Linked DNA regions of Homo sapiens: all the other regions are linked to region 3. Evidence: chromatin contacts called from ENCODE Hi-C or POLR2A ChIA-PET data. All regions are on one chromosome and are shown on one strand. The core of a region is the stretch at or near the end of the contact, and the rest is flanking DNA. Distances in the headings are between cores, read along the strand shown.

Region 1 (2,950 bases), core at 188-2,687, 170 kb before region 3:
GCAGAACTTCTCTGTGTAATATGCAAAAAGCATTTTTCAATGCTTGTGGGGATGGGAAATAATCTTAGGGAGATTCTTTTCCTGTGAACTGATTTCTTTTCCTTAGAATGAATCACTATAGTTCAAAATTCCAGAAAAATTATAATCTTACGAGATCTTATAAGAACCCATCTCCAGCTCTTCTTAAATTTTGAATTTTCCTTCAGACATTGTTTCTGTTGTGTAATGCTTCTATCTTATTTCCTTTTTTGCCTTCTCCTCTGATATCCCATTAGAAATAGAGTCATTTACTATTAAGTCTGGTCAACCACATGCATTTTGAAATATTTACTTCCCAATAAAAGTTAGATGAGTAATTTACATCTAAAAAGAGCTTCTACCACTGAATATCTCGGTCATCACTTGTAAACATAACTTATATGACTTTGTTCACTTTTTTTTTTTTTTTGAGACAGGGTCTCGCTCTGTCTCTCATGCTGGAATGCAGTGGTGAGATCTCAGCTCACTGCAACCTCTGCCTCCCAGGTTCAAGTGATTCTCCTGCCTCAGCCTCCCGAATAGCTGGGATTATAAGCATGTGCCACCACGCCCGGCTAATTTTTTTTTTTTGTATTTTTAGTAGAGACAGGGTTTCACCATATTGGCCAGGCTGGTTTCGAACTCCTGATCTCGAGTGCTCTGCCCACGTCGGCCTCCCAAAATGTTGGGTTATGGGTGTGGGCCACTGCACCCAGCCAGTTCACTTTTCTTTTGCATTAATGGGCACCATGATATTTTGAAGAGGGCACAGAGTGGTGAAAGACCACGGGCTTTGGGGTCAGGTCTAGCTTTGAGTCCCTACTCTTCCATTTGCTGACTGAGTGAATGTAATCAAGTTACTTAATCTTTTCTGGATGGAAATCGTAGCTACATTTTAGGGTTATAGAATCAAAGATACTCAATGAAAATTGTCTGGCAAACACTAGGCACTTAATTCACAGAAGTTATTACTATTATTCTAGTCATGTTCAGTAATTGATATAAGCTCTTGGATTCTATATATGGTTTTTCTGACATTTCCACTTTTGCCTTTTAAAATCTGCTATGAATGTACTTGTAAATATAAACCTTGTGTCTTCCAAATGCAAAGGGGAAAAAAACCAATTAAGATTACATTGAATAGAAGTAAGTGTGCTGGAATTAGAGCTATGTGATATTAAACAGATTAATTTCCATGGGCTGTTGATGCAGTCATAAGCCTAAAATAATTTGGCAGAGCTAAACCAGACTAGCAAAAACAGACTTCTGAACTGGCACATAGCACAAAAGGTAGTTCTCCTTATGCCCAAATATAGATGTTGACTCATGCAGGCTGGGTTAAACATCTGAGGAACAAAGTGGTATCACCCAAGGAGGCAGGATGACATCATTCTGCAAATGTTTCTCGTCTGTCTGGTTTTGGGGATTAGACCTTTTTAGCTCCTATTTCTCATAATTTCCATTGGTTGCTCTTAAATACTACCCTCCTTGAGAGATGCAACATCAGCTCCTGCCTATCTTTAAATTTCCTGTGCATTGCAAGTATTATTTTTCCTTGTCTGACATGGTATTTGGTTTCTACCTTACTAATTCTATTGAAAGTGGTCTCAAAGGAGCCACTAAAAATGGTCTAGTTGCTCAACCAAATAGCTTTCTTTTTCGTTTTCCTCTAGATCTGTGTACGGTGTTTGACACTGCTGATCGATTCCTTTTCCTTATCACTCTTTTTCTTTGCTTTCTTATGCTTGTCTCAGGATTCCTTTTTTCAAAAGGCAGTTCTTAGGAGCCTCCTTCATAAATTTCTCTTCCACAACCCGCCACGAGATGTTCTCCAGAGTTACAATTCAAGACCTTTTCCTTGTTCACACACTCTCCCTGCCAGCACATTGCCCTGTGTCCCCACTCTTATGCACCTTCCCCCAAACTCAACCTGTTCAGGTCCCTGAACCTGCCCCAACTAAGAACCTTCAATTTTCTCCATTATTTTCACAATAAAGCCCAGGCAATCTTAGAAGACCGTTAAATGCTTTATAACTGGGTCTTAGCAAATCTTTAGAGCTTCATCCTAACCACTGATGTTCTCTGCTCCTGCTCATGCTGTTTATTTATCTCTCTCCTTTCTGCTTTCCACAAAAATCTTGGAAATCCTCCAAGATCCAATTCAAATGTCACTTCTGCAAAATTTCCCTTAGCACCTTCCTCCCTGCTCCCCTGATGGAATTGGTGCCTTCATCACAGTTCCTATATGATTTTTTTGTTTGTTTGTTTACTAGTGTAGCATTTCCCACATTTTATTACTATCTGGTCTGGACTTATTTGTTTGTTCCCTTAAATGGTGATTTCTTGAGAGAAGTGACATTAACGTCTTTGTCTTATTATTATTCATACTACTCATCACAGTACCTTGTAGATAACTGTGTTCTCAAGAAACTTTTCTTGATTTGAATTTAACTTATTTTTCAAAGATCAGTCTTCTAATCAGGTGCAGTTGCATTGCTACTTAAAAGGAGAGTGAAAGAGAGAGAGAATCTTTGTCATCAGCTCATTGTATCTTAACTGTATTTAGGCTTTCATACCAAAGCTCTTTTCTACTCTCCATACATAATTAAACTGTGGGCAAAAGAAAGGTGTTCCATGCTATGTACAACCAACTCCCTGGTCAGCTAAATTCTAGTGCAGAATCATCGGAAAGAATCGGAATGTCTAACTTACTATATGGGAATAAAGAGTCTACTTAATTAAGTTGGATAAGCTCTTCCACGACATCAGTATATCATTTAGTACATTTCTTCTCCTAGGAGATTAAATAGGGCCTGGATATATGTTATAATAAATGCACACAAGCTCTAATTTTGTTCAGCCAAATAAATGGTTACTTAAAACTAAGCCTGGATAGACTCAATTGTATCATGTAACTAAGCCAGACAGAAAA
Region 2 (2,980 bases), core at 13-2,512, 190 kb before region 3:
GCTGAGTAGTATTCCATGGTGTACACATACCACATTTTCTTTATCCACTCATTGGTCAGTGGGCCCTTAGGATGGTTCCATATCTTTGCAATTGGAAATTGTGCTGCAATAAACATACAAGGGCAGGTATCTTTGATATAATGACTTCTTTTTGAGGGGGTAGATACCCAGTGTTGGGAATGCTGGATATACTGGTAGATCTCCTTTTAGTTCTTAAGAAATCGCCATACTGTTTCCCATAGAGGTTGTCCTGATTTATATTCCCATAAGCAGTGTATAAGCATTCCCTTTTCATCACATCCTGGCCAACAGCTATTATTTTTTGACTTTTTAATGATGGCCATCCTGGCTGGAGTAAGGTTATGCTATCTCATTGTGGTTTTAATTTGAATTTCCCTGACGATTAGTGATGTTGGGCATTTTTTCATGTGTTTGTTGGCCATTTGTCTATCTTCTTCTGAGAATTGTCTATTCATGTCATTTGCCTACTTTTTGATGGGATTTTTTTTTCTTACTAATTTGAGTTCCTTGAAGATTCTGGGCATTAGTTTTTGTCAGATGCATGGTTTGCAAATATTTTCTCCTATTCTGTGGGTTGTCTGTTTACTCTGATGGTTATTAATACATAGACTTTTAAAACAAACAAAAAGGTTTTAAAAAAAATAAAACAGTCTGGGTGCAGTGGCTCATGTCTATAAGCCCATCATGTTGGGAGGCCAAGGCAGGACAATTACTTGAGGCCAGGAGTTTGAGACCAGCCTGGTCGAGGTAGCCAAACCTCATCTCTACAAAAATAAAAATAAAAAAGTCAGGCATGGTGGTGCATGTCCGTAGTCCTAGTCTCTGAGAGCTAGCTAGGGCTACAGACATGTACCATCATGGAGGATTGCTTGAGCCCAGGAGATCAAGGTTACAGTGAGCTATGATTTCACCACTGTACTCCAGCCTGGGTGACAGAGCAAGACCCTGTCTCAATAATAATAATAATAATCAATAAGTGATGAAACAAAACTTAATGCAGATTTAGGCTTGCTTGTTGTCAACATCGCTGCCTTCCTCCTATGTAATGGAAAAGAGGAACCAAGAATTCCATTTCTTAGAATCCCCTTCCCCATATAGTTCCAGAGTAGCATCTGCAAATGAGAGGCACCCAAATGAGCTGCAGAAAGTAGGCAATAAGGTGAAGTCATCACTCTCTGGAGGCCACTCTAAGCGGATATGTGGGCTGACTGCAGACCTGAAGTTCCCAGCAGTTTCTGGATGAACTAACCTGTGGGAATCCCCTATTTTAGTCAGCTGCATGCAAGCTGTGATGACTTGTGGGAGCTTCCCACAGGTTTCTTGATTTTATCATTATGCATTTTTAATTACCTTGCTGTGTTATGTATTATGTATTATCTCAAAATGATTGATTCTGACAATGGTTGTGACCTTTTGCTAATGGCACGTGAACACGGAGTGTTTGGGTTAGGATTGAGTTCAAATACATAAGATAAAAACCCAACTTACTAGCTTACACAAGTCAGAAATTTGTTTTTTCTCATTTATCTTCTCATGTAAGATAAATCAGGGCTGTTGGGTTGTTCTGCAACATCGTCAGTGTTGGCCAGTCTCCTTCCTCTGTCTATAATCCCGTCCATAGTGCTGGATTCTACCCTCGAGCTTGTTTCATGATCACTGGACAGCTGCTGCTCGTTAGCATTCCAGGCAGAAGGAGGTAGGAAGAGAAGAGTATATGTGCGTGAGTACTCTCCTAGATGCTCCACCCAATGACCTCTTCTGACATATCTTTGACCACCACTATCTGCAAGGGAGGTTGGTAAATATACTTCTCAGGGATGCTGGATAAAATATTGCATGGAGCATGCTTATGCTAAAAGTATTTATTGTTCATCTGAAATACAAATGTAACTGAGAGTCCTGCATTTTTATTGCTAAGTATAGTATGTACAACCCTAATAGTTTTATCTGACCAAATTCATTGCCATACTTGACAACATGGGGTTCTAACTGGAAGTTGAGTAGGCAACTGGTGGTCTCTGCCATGTTGAGCCTTCAGTCTATTGCTTGGTCTCCCACTTTTTAACCCATGCCTCCTCTCTCTATCCCTAGGGTAATTAGCCAGTTTTAGTTTCTACTAGGGTTCCCCATCTACTGCCATATCACCTGATTTCTAATATTCAAATGCTTTTTTCTTTTTTTTTTTTTTTTTGGCAGCACAGTAAACTCCATTGTGTGTGTGAAGTTTCCCTTGAAAGGTGAATTGAGAGGGGGGCATTTAGTTCAAACTGAATGTTAAAGACAACTGCATTGTAATATAATTTCTCACACTAACTTTACAGCCTAAATGTTCAGTTCCTCTTCCTTATGTAAAATGTCTCCTATCTTACTGCTTTTGTAGCACTTAGCTCTTTGTTTTAATAATTAATTTTAAGGTCATCAGTATAAGAACAAAAATGGTGATGTAATTATACTAAAAGGAGAGCAGAGGGGAACTTGGGAAAGGTGTGGAGAAGCAAACCGTGTTATCATCCATTGCAGTAGGAAGTCAATATACCATGTTTCACATTGATAAATCATAAATAGTTGAATATGCATATTATTTTAAAGGTTCCTTTGGACTTTGGTGGAGTGGAGCAGGAAACCATTGCTTCTCCATATAAATCATTTTGTATTATTCAATTTTTTTCAAACCTTGTGATTGAATTATTTCACTGAAAATTAAAATGTAAAGGAGAGGGCGGGCATGGTGGCTCATGCCTGTAATGCCAGCACTTTCGGAGGCTGAGGTGGGTGGATCACGAGGTCAGGAATTCAAAACCAGCCTGGCCAACATGGTGAAACCCTGTCTCTACTAAAAATACAAAAATTAGCCGGGCATGGTGGCAGGCGCCTGTAATCCCAGCTACTCAGGAGGCTGAGGCAGAGAATTGTTTGAACGTGGGAGGCGGAGGTTGCAGTGAGCCGAGATTGTGCCACT
Region 3 (2,963 bases), core at 428-2,927:
TGCCTTTTCATATTGTTTGTGTGTTTACTTTAATAAAATTTAAATATTTATGTAAAAAGCATTTACGTAGCCAAGTCTACCAATCTTTTCCTTTATGGTTGTTTCCTTTGCTGTTTTGCTTCTTAGAAAGCTCCTCCCATTTTGAGATCAATTTATTAAAAAAAAAAAAGAGCGCCCTCTTCTGCTAGCTCTTTTATGGTTTTATTACTTTGGGATTTTGTTTTCACAATTAGTGTGAGATAGAGTTCTGCTTCTCTCTGCCCATAGTGCAGCTAATCAGTTAAGAACACAATTTATTGAATAATCCATCCACTGATTCAGATGCTACCCTTATCATAATTGTCCCTTTCATCTTCCTTGGATTTCATCTACTGAGGGTTATAGGAATAGGGGCATGTGGGAGAGTGAATAAGCACTACAGAAATAGATAGTGCTACCAAAGGTGTGAAAATTTGGACCAGGCAGTGGGAAAGCAGAGAAAGAATTGTGCCTATGACAAAGATTATTTGCTTGGCCAAACTCTAGTACGGCTTCTGAATCTTCTGCTAGGTCCATCTGTGCACTTCTTTGTAAAAATCCAGTTTTAGCAAAGAACCCCCTTTCCTCCATATCTAATCAGTTTTCTCACCCTGCACCATCCCCCAGGTGATGTTATGTCTTCAGAAGTCCTGTTAGGTCAGTTTCACCAAATGCCCCTTACCTCTGATGCTTCCTCTTAGTAATTTTCCATCCACTGAACTCCATACTGCTGGTTGGCTATAAATTCCCTCTTGCCCACGCTGTATTCGGAGTTGAGCCCAGTCCCTCTTCCCCACTGCAAGACCCAGTTGCAGTGGTCCCTATGCCAATTGAGACAGTCCTCAATAGTCTTCGTTCGGTGCTTTAACAAGTATCATTGAATAATTTTGTCTTTAACACTTCTTCACATTATGGTCACAGCTATATATTGTTAGCTTAGTAGTGGACTAACTGAACATGTAATTTCCAAGCTATAAGTTGCTCATCAAAATATATAAGTGAAAAAAATTAAAACCAGGGAAGGAAAGCAAGACAATCCTCCCCAAATAACGTTAAGTCTATGCGTCTAATTCCACATCATCGATGAGCCATCTGTCACATGGACTACTGTCCCTCAAACAGCACTCAGGTATGAGACTTGAGACGAAGTTCAGACCAAGGCCGTGTCTTCGAGGATATTTCGCTTAGAGAAAACGAAACTACTTTTAAATGTAGTGCTTATGACTAGTGCGGTAACCACTACACAAACAGCATTCTCCTGGCATTTTTATGCTAACATAAGCCTCAGCAGCGAAGACAATTGCTACCGGGGGAAATAACCTTCAATTGTGTTTTTAGCAACTGATTCCTCTTTTTTGCTGTTGTAAAGGGCCGTTAAACACGGAAACAGGAGCCTGGCGACGTTAGTCCGCAACAGAAAGTTATTTTGTACTTTCACAGTGGGTTTGCCTACTTGGTGAGATAAAAGTGGGGCAAGACCGGGCCTCAAGCCAGGACTTCCTGGGGGCTCCCGGGAGCACCGCAGGCTGCGCGTTCCCCGCGCGCCGGCAGGAGGCGCGCGCTGCCTGGAAACGCCCCAGCGCCGCCCGCGCCCAGAGACCCGCCGCTGTGACGCAGCGAGAGCCCGGGAGGAGGCGCGGGAACGCGCGTTGGGGGTCAGGTGCCGGAAGAGGAAACCTCTCGCTGGGGCTAGGAGTTCGGCGGGGCGCGCGCCGGCGGCTGCGGAGCTGGCAGGTGCGAAGCGTCTGCACCTGGCGGGCGATGGCGCCCGATGCGGGCGCCCCGGGATAGCGTGGGCGAGGCTGCGGGGCCCCGGCGCGCACGCCCGCACCTCTCCCCAGCCCTGGCGTGGGCCCAGCCCGGCCCAGGCAGCAATGGGGTTCCTGCAGCTGCTGGTCGTAGCGGTGCTGGCATCCGAACACCGGGTGGCTGGTGCAGCCGAGGTCTTCGGGAATTCCAGCGAGGGTAAGGTCGGGGCGCCTGGCTTCTGCAACCCAAAGTTGCTTTTGCATTTCTTGCGAGGTCAAAATCCGCCAGGGGTCTGTCAGCCTAGCAGGGAGATGGTGCTGGGGGCGTTGGTACACGCTGGGTGGTGAGTCCAGAACCGGCACGAATGGTGTTTCCTGCAGCGGAAACACTCATGGCTAAGGAGGTCTTACTATTAACCTCCTCATTTAGCGGAGGAAATGGGAAGAGATAAATAATTCTCTTTTTTTAACACAGTATTATCTCCCTTAGGGAGCAGCCATGTTTGTGGCTTTAATTCAACTTACTAAAGCGCCTCTTTGCTGCCCAGTGGACTGTCTGAGCTTCTGGACAGCAAGACTTGGGGTGGAACTAGCGGCTTAATGACTGATGGCTCTCAAGCTGCATGGAATTTTTACACCCCCAAATCTAGAGGCTTTTCAAACTGGTTATGTTCTACAGAGTTTGAGAGGGAAAATGAACCCATAATGAGGCTTTATTTTTAAAGAGCCTTTACCATCTAATTTATTAATACCATCTGGAGACAGGAAAACATTCCATACTCACAATGAGAAATAAAGGACTTTCTGAATTACAGATACATAGACATACAGATAGAATGTGTATACCCTCAATTCTACAAGTTCAGCCACAAATGAAAAATAAACACAGAAACACAAAAGCTTGCCAGTCCAGGTATCAGAGTTGTTCTCCTTACTTGAGGGCAAGAAATTTCTAATCGATTTGACCTTAAAAAAGACAAATGGACAAAAACTGTGTTCTCTGTTGTCTCATATCCAACAGGAAATAGATCTCTATGAGATATTAATTCGTTTACAGAGATCACAAAATTCCCAATCATTGCAGCTACCAACAGGAAATAACTTGTCATCCATAAATGAACTGTAAAAAATAACAATTTAATAGAGAGTAAAACTAAAATGAGAAAAACAAGAATCAACGAAGTTCTATTGCCACTT

The links. Hi-C counts contacts between places; a loop is a spot of excess contacts on that map. ChIA-PET counts read pairs that join two places held with the same protein, here RNA polymerase II (POLR2A). Pooled maps may share reads with other maps.
Region 1: a loop to region 3 is called in a map with no recorded cell type, with 6 times the contacts of the local background. The contact joins the enhancer-like site here to the promoter of TM7SF3 in region 3. A Hi-C loop is called at or near these places in 2 of 37 single-sample maps with no recorded cell type and 9 of 50 pooled maps. POLR2A ChIA-PET finds 5 or more read pairs at or near these places in 10 of 52 experiments (A549, BJ, GM12878 and 6 more).
Region 2: a loop to region 3 is called in a pooled map, with 4 times the contacts of the local background. The contact joins the enhancer-like site here to the promoter of TM7SF3 in region 3. A Hi-C loop is called at or near these places in 4 of 168 maps with a recorded cell type or tissue (IMR-90, ascending aorta, prostate gland and 1 more) and 7 of 50 pooled maps. POLR2A ChIA-PET finds 5 or more read pairs at or near these places in 5 of 52 experiments (GM12878, H1, HEK293 and 2 more).

The regions. Positions count from the first base shown.
Region 1 is chr12:27,178,423-27,181,372 of GRCh38, reverse strand. It overlaps the pseudogene LOC124902904. Among named protein-coding and RNA genes, the nearest start is that of STK38L, 64 kb to the left of the region's middle. RefSeq lists an enhancer at 2,356-2,405. Within about 2 kb of position 1,437, at least 10 of the 41 ENCODE cell types and tissues checked have a DNase peak (open chromatin) inside an H3K27ac peak, as active enhancers do; they include GM12878, where a contact is called at or near this core.
Region 2 is chr12:27,206,478-27,209,457 of GRCh38, reverse strand. No RefSeq gene overlaps it. Among named protein-coding and RNA genes, the nearest start is that of STK38L, 36 kb to the left of the region's middle. RefSeq lists enhancers at 735-824, 1,165-1,384. Within about 2 kb of position 1,262, at least 2 of the 41 ENCODE cell types and tissues checked have a DNase peak (open chromatin) inside an H3K27ac peak, as active enhancers do; they include GM12878, where a contact is called at or near this core.
Region 3 is chr12:27,013,098-27,016,060 of GRCh38, reverse strand. It overlaps TM7SF3 (transmembrane 7 superfamily member 3), which reads left to right and starts at 1,677. Exons shown (of 12, transcript NM_016551.3): 1 at 1,677-1,983. The coding sequence starts at 1,893. RefSeq lists a silencer at 1,485-1,984.